2 separate regions of the Homo sapiens genome follow, and region 2 is linked to region 1. Evidence: chromatin loops called from intact Hi-C (ENCODE). Cell type or tissue: ascending aorta. All regions are shown on one strand. Links, peaks and the distances in the headings refer to the core of each region. The heading gives the core; the rest is flanking DNA.

Evidence for each region. Hi-C counts contacts between places; a loop is a spot of excess contacts. Peaks named below come from ENCODE experiments on the same cell type or tissue, not always from the same donor. Only the 100,000 strongest peaks of a DNase experiment are listed, where the experiment ranks them.
Region 2: a loop joins it to region 1, with 7 times the contacts of the local background. A loop is called at or near these places in 1 of 110 quality-filtered maps.

The regions. Positions count from the first base shown.
Region 1 is chr11:69,537,780-69,542,153 of GRCh38, forward strand. No RefSeq gene overlaps it. Among named protein-coding and RNA genes, the nearest start is that of LINC01488, 58 kb to the left of the region's middle. RefSeq lists enhancers at 1-145, 893-1,553, 1,572-1,716 and a cis regulatory region at 1,639-1,642. In ascending aorta, for the core only: a CTCF peak has its summit at 2,587; DNase peaks (open chromatin) are centred at 2,062, 2,532 and 3,350; H3K4me3 peaks cover 1,021 bases; H3K27ac peaks cover 2,995 bases.
Region 2 is chr11:69,414,448-69,418,821 of GRCh38, forward strand. No RefSeq gene overlaps it. Among named protein-coding and RNA genes, the nearest start is that of LINC02953, 9.0 kb to the right of the region's middle. In ascending aorta, for the core only: no CTCF peak of the experiment used is centred there; no DNase peak of the experiment used is centred there; H3K27ac peaks cover 2,756 bases.

The sequences.
Region 1 (4,374 bases), core at 132-4,131:
AATGTTTTGTTCATGTTTGAGGGCTGTGTAGAGGGGATTGATGGAGATGGTGGGGCTGCTAAGGCCCCCATATGTTCCAGAGCTTGAGGCACAGGCCCAGCACCCAGTGGGTGCCCGGTGTGATTGCAGAGCCTTCTGAACGGTGCTGTGTGGGTCATGGGAGCACTTGACCCATCCCAACCAGAGGATGGCCATGTTGGGGGATGTGGCTCCAGAACCCCCAGTGCCCAGCCCCTACCAGTCTTCTTCCCGAGCTGATTTCCGAGGGCATAAATCTGCTTCCCTCCTGCCCCTCACTCCTCTAAAGAAAGGCCTCCTGCATCCCTGGATCCCCGATTTCATCTTTGAGGCCACCAAAAAGTCACTTCCTCCTTCCTTGGTCTAGATGGTCCTGACCCCAGCAGAGCAGGGACTCGGCAGGGCCACTGCTTAGGGAGCATTGAGAGCAAAGGGGCTGCTTTCAGCCGGTGGTTCTCAAAGTCAAGGCTTGATGAAGACACGTGCAGAAAGGAGATGGGCTGGAACTGGGGGGCCTCAACTCTGCAGCTGGGGAACCTGACCCAAGTTGACCAAAGCTGGGGGACGCAGGCAGAGTCTGGCTCTGGCACCTCCAGCTGAGCCACCACAGAGGGTCCTCAGCTGTAAAGCAGGGACCCAGGGACCAGCAGCCACAAGGCAGGGTTGCTGGGAGGGGCCATGAGCTGAGCAGCTCCGAGGCTACACCCCAACTGTGTCTGATTAAGTCCTTTCTGTTACTCTTTAGGACTCGCCCCCAACGCCAACCCTCCTGACCTTGTCCCAAGTCTCCCCTGGCTGGTTTCTCACATTGTCCTGGGTCTTGATCACTGACAGTTGACATAGCTGTCCCCCACCCCCAATCATCCTCCCCCAGGACAAGTGACATGTCATAGTCAATGCTGTCTCTCTCCGGCACCCACTCAGTGGAGCCACTCAGGGCCAGTTAATTCAAGGAAGGAAGGAAGGAAGGAAGGGAGGGAGGGAGGGAGGGACGGAGGGAGGAAGGAAGCAATGCCTCTGTTGGAAAGGTACCCAGGCTGCCTTTTCCTCCTGGAGATCAGGGCCTGCAGCAGGGCTGGAGTGGGCAGGAGGAAGCCCTGGCAGGACATGCCCAGCCCCTCTCATGTGGATGGCAGCCATCCAGCAAGAGAATGTGGGCAGAGGAGGTGGATTGGTCAGGGCTCTGCTTCAAGCCAGACTCCTGCCTGTGGGCCAGGCTAGGGGACTGAGGCCTTGGGTGAGGACCTGAGGCTCTGAGCTATGGTGGACCCAAAACCCAGACCTCTGCTTTCGCCAGTAAGCGGAATAGCATCAGGGATGATGGGCCCTGGCTCACAGGCCACCCGCTGCTGAGAACGTGGCGGGGGACCGAGCCAGGGGCTTCAGGCCAGCTGCAGTGAAAGGACGGGAGGGGCAGCCTCCGACTTGCCTGGTGCCAGCACCTGCAGCCCACAGTGCACCGAGCCTTCCCAACCAGGCCCCACCATCAGATCCAGCAGCAGGCCCCTGGATTCCCTGATTTCATCTTTGAGGCCTCCAAAAAGTCACTTTCTCTTTCCTGTCAGGCACCCACTCAACAAAGCCACTCACAGCCAGTTAGTCAGAAGGAAGGAAGGAAAGAGGGAAGGGAAGGGAAGGGAAGGGAAGGAAGAGGGAAGGGAAGGGAGAGGGAAAGAGATGGGAAGGAAAGGAGACTTCTCAGGCCCCAGAATTCTGGAAGGCTCCAAAAACCTGGTTAGACAGTGGCATGAGGAAGCAGCGTGCCCAAGAGTGAGGCAGCATTTGCCACAGCGGGATATAGAAGGGAGAGGTAAGACGGCGTGTGCCGGTGCCCACAGCCTCTCAGCCGCAGGGGACCGAGGGAGCTGTGGCTTCCCTTCATTGCCTACTTTTAGGTTTTGTAACCACGTGAATGCCTCATCCACTGAAAAAATTAAACTTACAAACTTGCCAGAATTTGCCCCTGAGGGCCCGAAGCCCCCCTGGGCGAGGACGCTGCAGCAGTGCATGTGAGTAAGACCCTGTATCTGCAGGGCCACCCCTCTACCACCCATCTCGGCACCCACACCCCCTCAGCACCCCAGGCTCCTCTGCAGAACTGAGGCCCCTCCCCTCCACGGAGGCACTTCCCTGTCTCAGAAGGGAGGAAGTCTCTGCTTGAGTGCCACCTGACTGGAATCTCACAGGAGGAATTGAAAATCAGCGTCACAGGCCCCACTCCTGGCCTCCACCCCAGCCTGGCTTAAAGCAGAAAATCAACACATAGAAGGAGATGGCTATTTTGAGTGCTGGGAGCCAGTTTCTCTCCCTTTTCTCCCTCGTCTTCCTCCCCCTTTCCAAGGGCCTGGCCCCTCCTGGGAAGGCAGGGAAAGGACAAAGACCCTGGGAGAGGGACGCGCCTGCCACTGCCCAGCCTGGGCGGCAGAATGACACAGGCGCTGGAACTCACCCTGGCATTGGCCTGGCAGGAAGGCCCAGCTGCCCGCTGGCCCGGCTCCTCCTGGGCAGCTCCGTGGGAATTCCCTGGGGGCAGAGCGCATTACAGGAAGCGGCCGCTGGGTGCAGGGCGGGCTTCTCTGGTTCCCATAGACCATCCCCTCCCCATGAACTGGAGCAGGCTTCCCGTGCAAGCCCATTTGGCCTGGAAGTAGGAAAAATACCGCTCCTATGGTTCTGTGTTCTGCTGGAGAAAAGTCTCCGGGGCCGGGCCCCACCCCGATCCCCGCTTCTTACCCACCCCACCTACCCTGGCCGTCCCTCCACTTTCTCCTTACTTCCCCCAACTCAACCACACTCCACAGGGTCATGGCTGCTTTCTCTGAGCTGACAATGCTGGTGCCACTGCACACAGGACCACCTTCTGCACCCCTAAAGGGACAATGGCCGGTTGCTGGGCTTGGTGATGGTTCAGGGTCTTGAAAACCTTTTCTCTGCCCGCCCCTGCCCCCACCAACCCACCACAGACTGAGACAGCAATCCCAGGGCCTCCGTGGGAGAGGAGAAGAGCGTCCCAGGACACCACCCACCAGAGCAGCTCAAGCCCCCAAGCCAATCCCTGCCCTGGTTCCACACCCCAGCCCCCACTGAAACCCCGGAGGCAAAGCGTCGCTCTAGCTCTTATTCTTAGCATCGAACTTGCTCCCACTACGGTGGGAATAAGGTACCTGGCGCCGGTGCATGTAACAATGGGCCGGGGGCTCAGGCGGCAGGTTCATTCTGAGAACCCTCCACCTCCTTAAGACATTTCTTGAGGACTTGGGTTTATGATGAGTGAGTCATGGAGCCACATAATTAGAGATAGGAAAGGCAGCTTTGCCAGGGCCTCGACTTGGACCAGAACGTTCTACTTTTAGATTCATGGAACAATCACATCTCACTGGACCTGAGACAAGTGAGGAAACTGAGCCCCAGAGAGGCAACCGGGACTCTCGGTGGAGTACATGGGGAGCAGGGACAAGATGAATGGGGGTCCCACATCTCCAGAGGTCTGGTGATCTGGCTAATACATGGCATCAGAAGTACCAACAGCTGTAGGAAGGGAGGCTGCATCTCCAGCCCCCCAGGAAGGCATGGGACCAGTCCAGTCTGAAGAAGGAGCTGGGGGCAACCCTGAGGGTCAGCTCAGGCCTCAGAGCAGAGGACAGCTGGGATCATGATTGGTTTTTTTCAATCTCAGCCTCAGAGCAATGCTCCAAGAACAGGAACCTAAAGGAAGCCAGGCTACGAGATCTGGCACTTGCATCTGCTCCTGGAAGCCAGCCTGGCCTCTGGAGGCCTGAGAACCTGGTGCCACTGTGAGGACCTCATGCCACTGTGAGGACCTGGTGCCAGTGTGAGGACCTGGTGCCACTGGGCTCTCGCTCTGGGCTTTTCCTTTCAGTTATCAGTCTGCAGTGGAGACTGGTTTCCACTGCCAGGGTGAGGATGTTTGGACACCATGAGAACCCTCTCGAAATTCCAGGGTTTTGAATTTCAAGCTGAGCTGGGTCCCGGTAGTATTCAGGTTCACAGGAAGTTGGCACAAATCAGCCTCCTGCTTATGATGGGCAGTGGGGAGGGGGTCAAGGAAAGCCTCTTAGGAGGTCACAATGACATCTCAGACACCAGCGAGTGCTTGTGACACATACTGCTGAATGAAGTCTGGGTGAATCAGAAACACGAGGCTGCATTTCCCTTGGAATACACTCGGGGTTAATAATTACATGAGAAATCACTTGGCAAATCCATGTGGGGTGTTGCTGAACCCAAAACATTCAAGAAGATGTTTGACTAATCCCATCCCTGGGCATGGCCCATTCTTTCCAAGAGGGCAGGGGATGGCTTTAAACAACTATGGGCCACATGCTTGCAACCCAC
Region 2 (4,374 bases), core at 302-4,301, 120 kb before region 1:
ACTTATTGAAGAGGATGAGCAAGGGCACAGCCTCAAGCCCACTGCCTGTGTTTGAATTCTGAGTGGTTTGCTAACTATGTAGATTTGGGCAAATCACTTAAAACTCGTTTTCTTGTCTGAAAAATTGATAGTAAAGGTGCTTACCTTGCGGGCTATTGCAAAGGACAAAATAAAGTCTAGTATGTGTATTTGTTCGTCACTGCATTTCCAGAGCCTAGAACAGGGCCTGGTGTGCAGTAGGTGCACAATGCGTGTCCGTGGAACCAGCAGCAGGCCCTCTACCTGCCTGCCAGTGCAGGCACTGGTCAGTCACCATGACAAAGCTGATCTGCCTGCCCCTCACACACTTGCTCCCCAATCCCTTCACTTGGTGACAGCCTTCCCCGACACCCTTGGGCGCCCGGCCCCTGGGACGCCTGTGGAGCTGTTGGGGAGAAGGAAATCTGAGGCCCCCACATCCTGACCCAGGACCAGCTGGCCTTGCGGATTCCAGAACTTTCTGAAGCAGCCAGCCGGCCACCAGCCAGGAAGCGGAAGGTGCAGAAATAGAAACGCACAGAGAGGCAATTGCTCCTTTTGCCCTGCAAGGAAGGGAAGCCGGGGGAGAGGGGCCAGGAGAGGAAGCTGAGGGGCAGAGGAGAGGATGGGGAGGCCAAGGACGGCGGGATGGGGTTCCAGAGCTTGCCGGACCTCGGCCCCCGCCTGCTCCCATGTCCAGTGCCCTGGGTCAGGGCTGTGGGGAGCAGCTTTCAACACCTTCATTTTCCTGACAAGATCCCAAAATGAGGAGCTCTGATTTGCTCTGAATGCGACTTGAAGCCAGGCCCCGGGGAAAGTATTTGTGGCAACTTTCAAGGGTTGATGCTGTGGCTGGCAGCAGAGGTGGGGGGCAGGAGGGGGGTGCTCACAATGGTCGTTGGCTGACTGACTGACTGAATGAATGAATGAATGAGTGAGTGAGTTGTGGCCAGCCCTATACCCCAGCAGAGCCACTGGGCTTGAGGACAGGACCCTGCCTGCTGGCCACGTACCTAGACAGCCACAGACAGAAAACACGCTTAGCAGGCTGCACTGAGGCGGAGAAATGAGATCTGGCCCCAGCTCAGCTCTGCTGCATCCCAGGTCATCCGAGGATGTCACTGGCCTTCTCAGCCTCACACCCCTTCCTCCCAGTCTGGGGTGAGACCCTCACACTCCACAGAGCGTCAATGGGAGCCCAGGGCGAGCCTGGCTGGTACTGGCCTACTGAGACCTGGGCTTTTCCTGTATTCTCCCACGCAGAGTATAGCAGGAGGCCCCCCAAAAGTGTCCTCTAGTCCAGACTCCCCCACTGCAGCCAGCCTACATTCTAGAGCTGACATGGGCCAAGACCAGGAAGGAAGGGCCACCTTCCCTGAAGGACACTGACTCCTCAACCCCTGTGCTCAGCCGACCTTGCGAAGTTGGAAACACACTGCCCTCCTAGGCTGAGCTGAGCCCTTCCCAGCTCGCAGCCCAGCGGGTCCCTGAGGTCCCATAGAGGGGGCTGGCAGTGGCTTCTTCCAGGCAGGGCCCCAATGCCCACCACCCACCTTGGAAGGTCTGGCTGGAGGGGTCTCTGAGGACAGGGACCATGACAAGGTTCCCCTTGCCTCCCCCATGCTATGGCCCTGGCCCTCCTGCAGAGCCCACGGTCCTGGCAGGGGCCACACAGGATCCCTGCACCCGTGGCCCAACCACAGGCTCGGCCACCATGCACACGGCACAAGCATCTGCTCCCTGGCCTTCCTGACAGGCAGCGGGCGCCCTGGCACTGGCGGGCGGGCAGGCGGCGTGTGCAGGTTGGGGCCGCCCAGGGGCAGGAGTGCAGGCCTGCAGTTGACAAGGCCTGGTTTCCTGCTCTCACTCTGGGGAGGAAGAGGAAGATGACAAGCAAACCAGTGCTTGTCAAGGAGTCATCTAAACACGCACTCAGAGGCCACTTCCAAAGACCGCCCTGAGGCAGTCCAGGGTCCATCGCCGACCACCCTCCCCAAAAAAGAATGACATCAGCCAGGTGACAGCAGCAGGCAGGTACAGATGGGGTCCTCTAGGGATGGCAGATTGCCAGGGAGCCTGGTCACCCTTCCCTAAGGGTCAACTCAGTTTCTCAGCCATGGACCAAGGTGCCCCTTTGTCCTGTGAACTTTGAGAAGCAGAGGGCCCTTCTCTTTGGAGTCTGAGAGAAGCCCAGGAGAAGAAGGAATGAAACCCTGCACATCTCATCTTCTTAAAATGCAGATTCAGGCCTGTTTTTCCAAGTCCATCACCAAACACAAGGTCTTTCCAAATTAGGTGCTGAGCTGAGCTCATATTCCCAAAATGCACACTCCCCTCCTTTTTTTTTTTTTTTTGCTTGGGAATGCTAAAAAATAAAAAGTTATATGACGTGTCTTTTTAAATAGCACACACTTTTCCGCTAATCAAGAAAAATCGAGCCTGTGTTTTGCTGAAGTGATGTGATTTTTTTCCCCCTCATTTTATTGTGCAAAGGAATTCGAGTCAGGCGGCCACATCCAGAGGCAGGAAGGGTGTATAGAAAGTTCAAAATTAGCAATTCCCTGGACTCCCTTTCAGATGCAAGGGCGAAAACGGACTTGGTCTGAGAGCTACGTTTTCCTCCTTGGAATCTAGGAGGTTTCATTAGTAGGAGTTCCTTTTTTATGGCCTTGTTTTCCTGCAAGTTAAAAGAAGAGGGTTTGATTTCACCTCGGCAGGTCGCTGAGGGTCTGAGCCTCCAGTGAGCCTTCTCACGTGTCCACTGCCCTGATCAATGTATTGGCTTCAGAAAGAACAAACAAGCCAAGCCCGTCACAGGTGATTTATAGCATCTGCGCCTGATGGGTGGTCATGATTCATGGCACTTCATTAAACCTGAGCGCAGCCGCTTCCTCTGCACCCGCCACTGGGGACAGGCCACCCTCCCTCCTGGTTACTGGCCCCCTCTGAGCCCCAGACAAAAGGGCCTCTCACTTGCTTACATATTTTCCCACATGTGAGCCAGCAATTGGAAACTTCCTCCCGATAACTGCAAACCTCGGAGCTGGAATTTATGAGAAGGGGCTTCGGGTGACGTCGGCGGCCTGGGCACACCCAGGCGCACAAGGCAGGCCTTTCATGAGGAGCTGCCCGGGCGGCGTGGCTGAGCTGATGAGAAGTGTCCCCAAGACCCACCTGCAGATCCAGCGGGCCAGCTGCCACTTGGGCAGGAAGGGGCTCTGGGCAGCCCTGGGCCACAGGACAATAGTCAGGTGGCAGGAACGACAGTCAGTGTGGTTTCTGTCCCTGTGTAAGCTGCCCACTGTGTGGATTTGAGAGGGGCAGGGGGCACGGTGTTACAGACACACCCTGCTGCTGGGGCAGCCTGCTAAAATTCTCCCAGGGATACGCCTGTCCATACCTGGTTACCTGGGTCACTCTGTCTTCTGCCTGGGAGAGGCGGGGAGGACGTGGGAACCCGCTGGCTGAGACATCAAGCTGGAATTGTCCCACCTGTGTGCTGCAGGACTGGGGATGCTATAGGATTCTGTCTCCCAGAACAGCAGCCACCAGTCATCCGTGGCCTCCAAGCACTTGCAACGTGGCTGGTCTGCTTCAAGATGCCCTGGAAGAACAAAATACACCCCAGATTTTGAAGACTTAGTAGGAAAAAGGGGATGTGAAAGACTTCACTAATAATCACAACGGCGAATGCATGTTGTCATCATATGTTGGATATATTGGGTTAAATAAAACATATTATTAAAATGTATTTCACCTGTCCTGTTCACTTTTTAAAATGTGGCCACCACTTGCTATGTACCCACAGAAATTAAAAATTGAATTTTTTTTTTTTGAAACAGAGTCTCGCTTTGTTGCCCAGGCTGGAGTGCAATGGCGTGATCTCAGCTCACTGCAACCTCCGCCTCCCGGGTTCCAGCAATTCTCCTGCCTCAGCCTCCTGAGTAGCTGGAATTACAGGCGTGCGCCACCACACCCAGTTAATTTTTGTATTTTCAGTAGAGAGAGGGGTTTCGTCATGTTGGCCAGGCTGGTCTCAAACTCCTAACCTCAGGTGATCCATCTGCCTCGGCCTCCTAAAGGGCTGGGATTATAGGCGTGAGCCACCACACCCAGCCAATTTTTTTTGTTTAATGTGACCATTAGAAAGTTAAAAATTATAGGTGAGGCTGACATAGTCTTCCTATTGCACAGTGCTGGCCGAAGGGGAGCCAGTCCCGGGCTGAGGTCCTCATCTGTTTCCTACCCTGACTCCCAGGGCAGGTCCGGCTCTGCTGGGGGGCCTGTCTGCCACAGGACTTGATGAGGAGGGGAAAGACTGGCACCCACCAAGCACTTTCGACATGTCAGGCACTG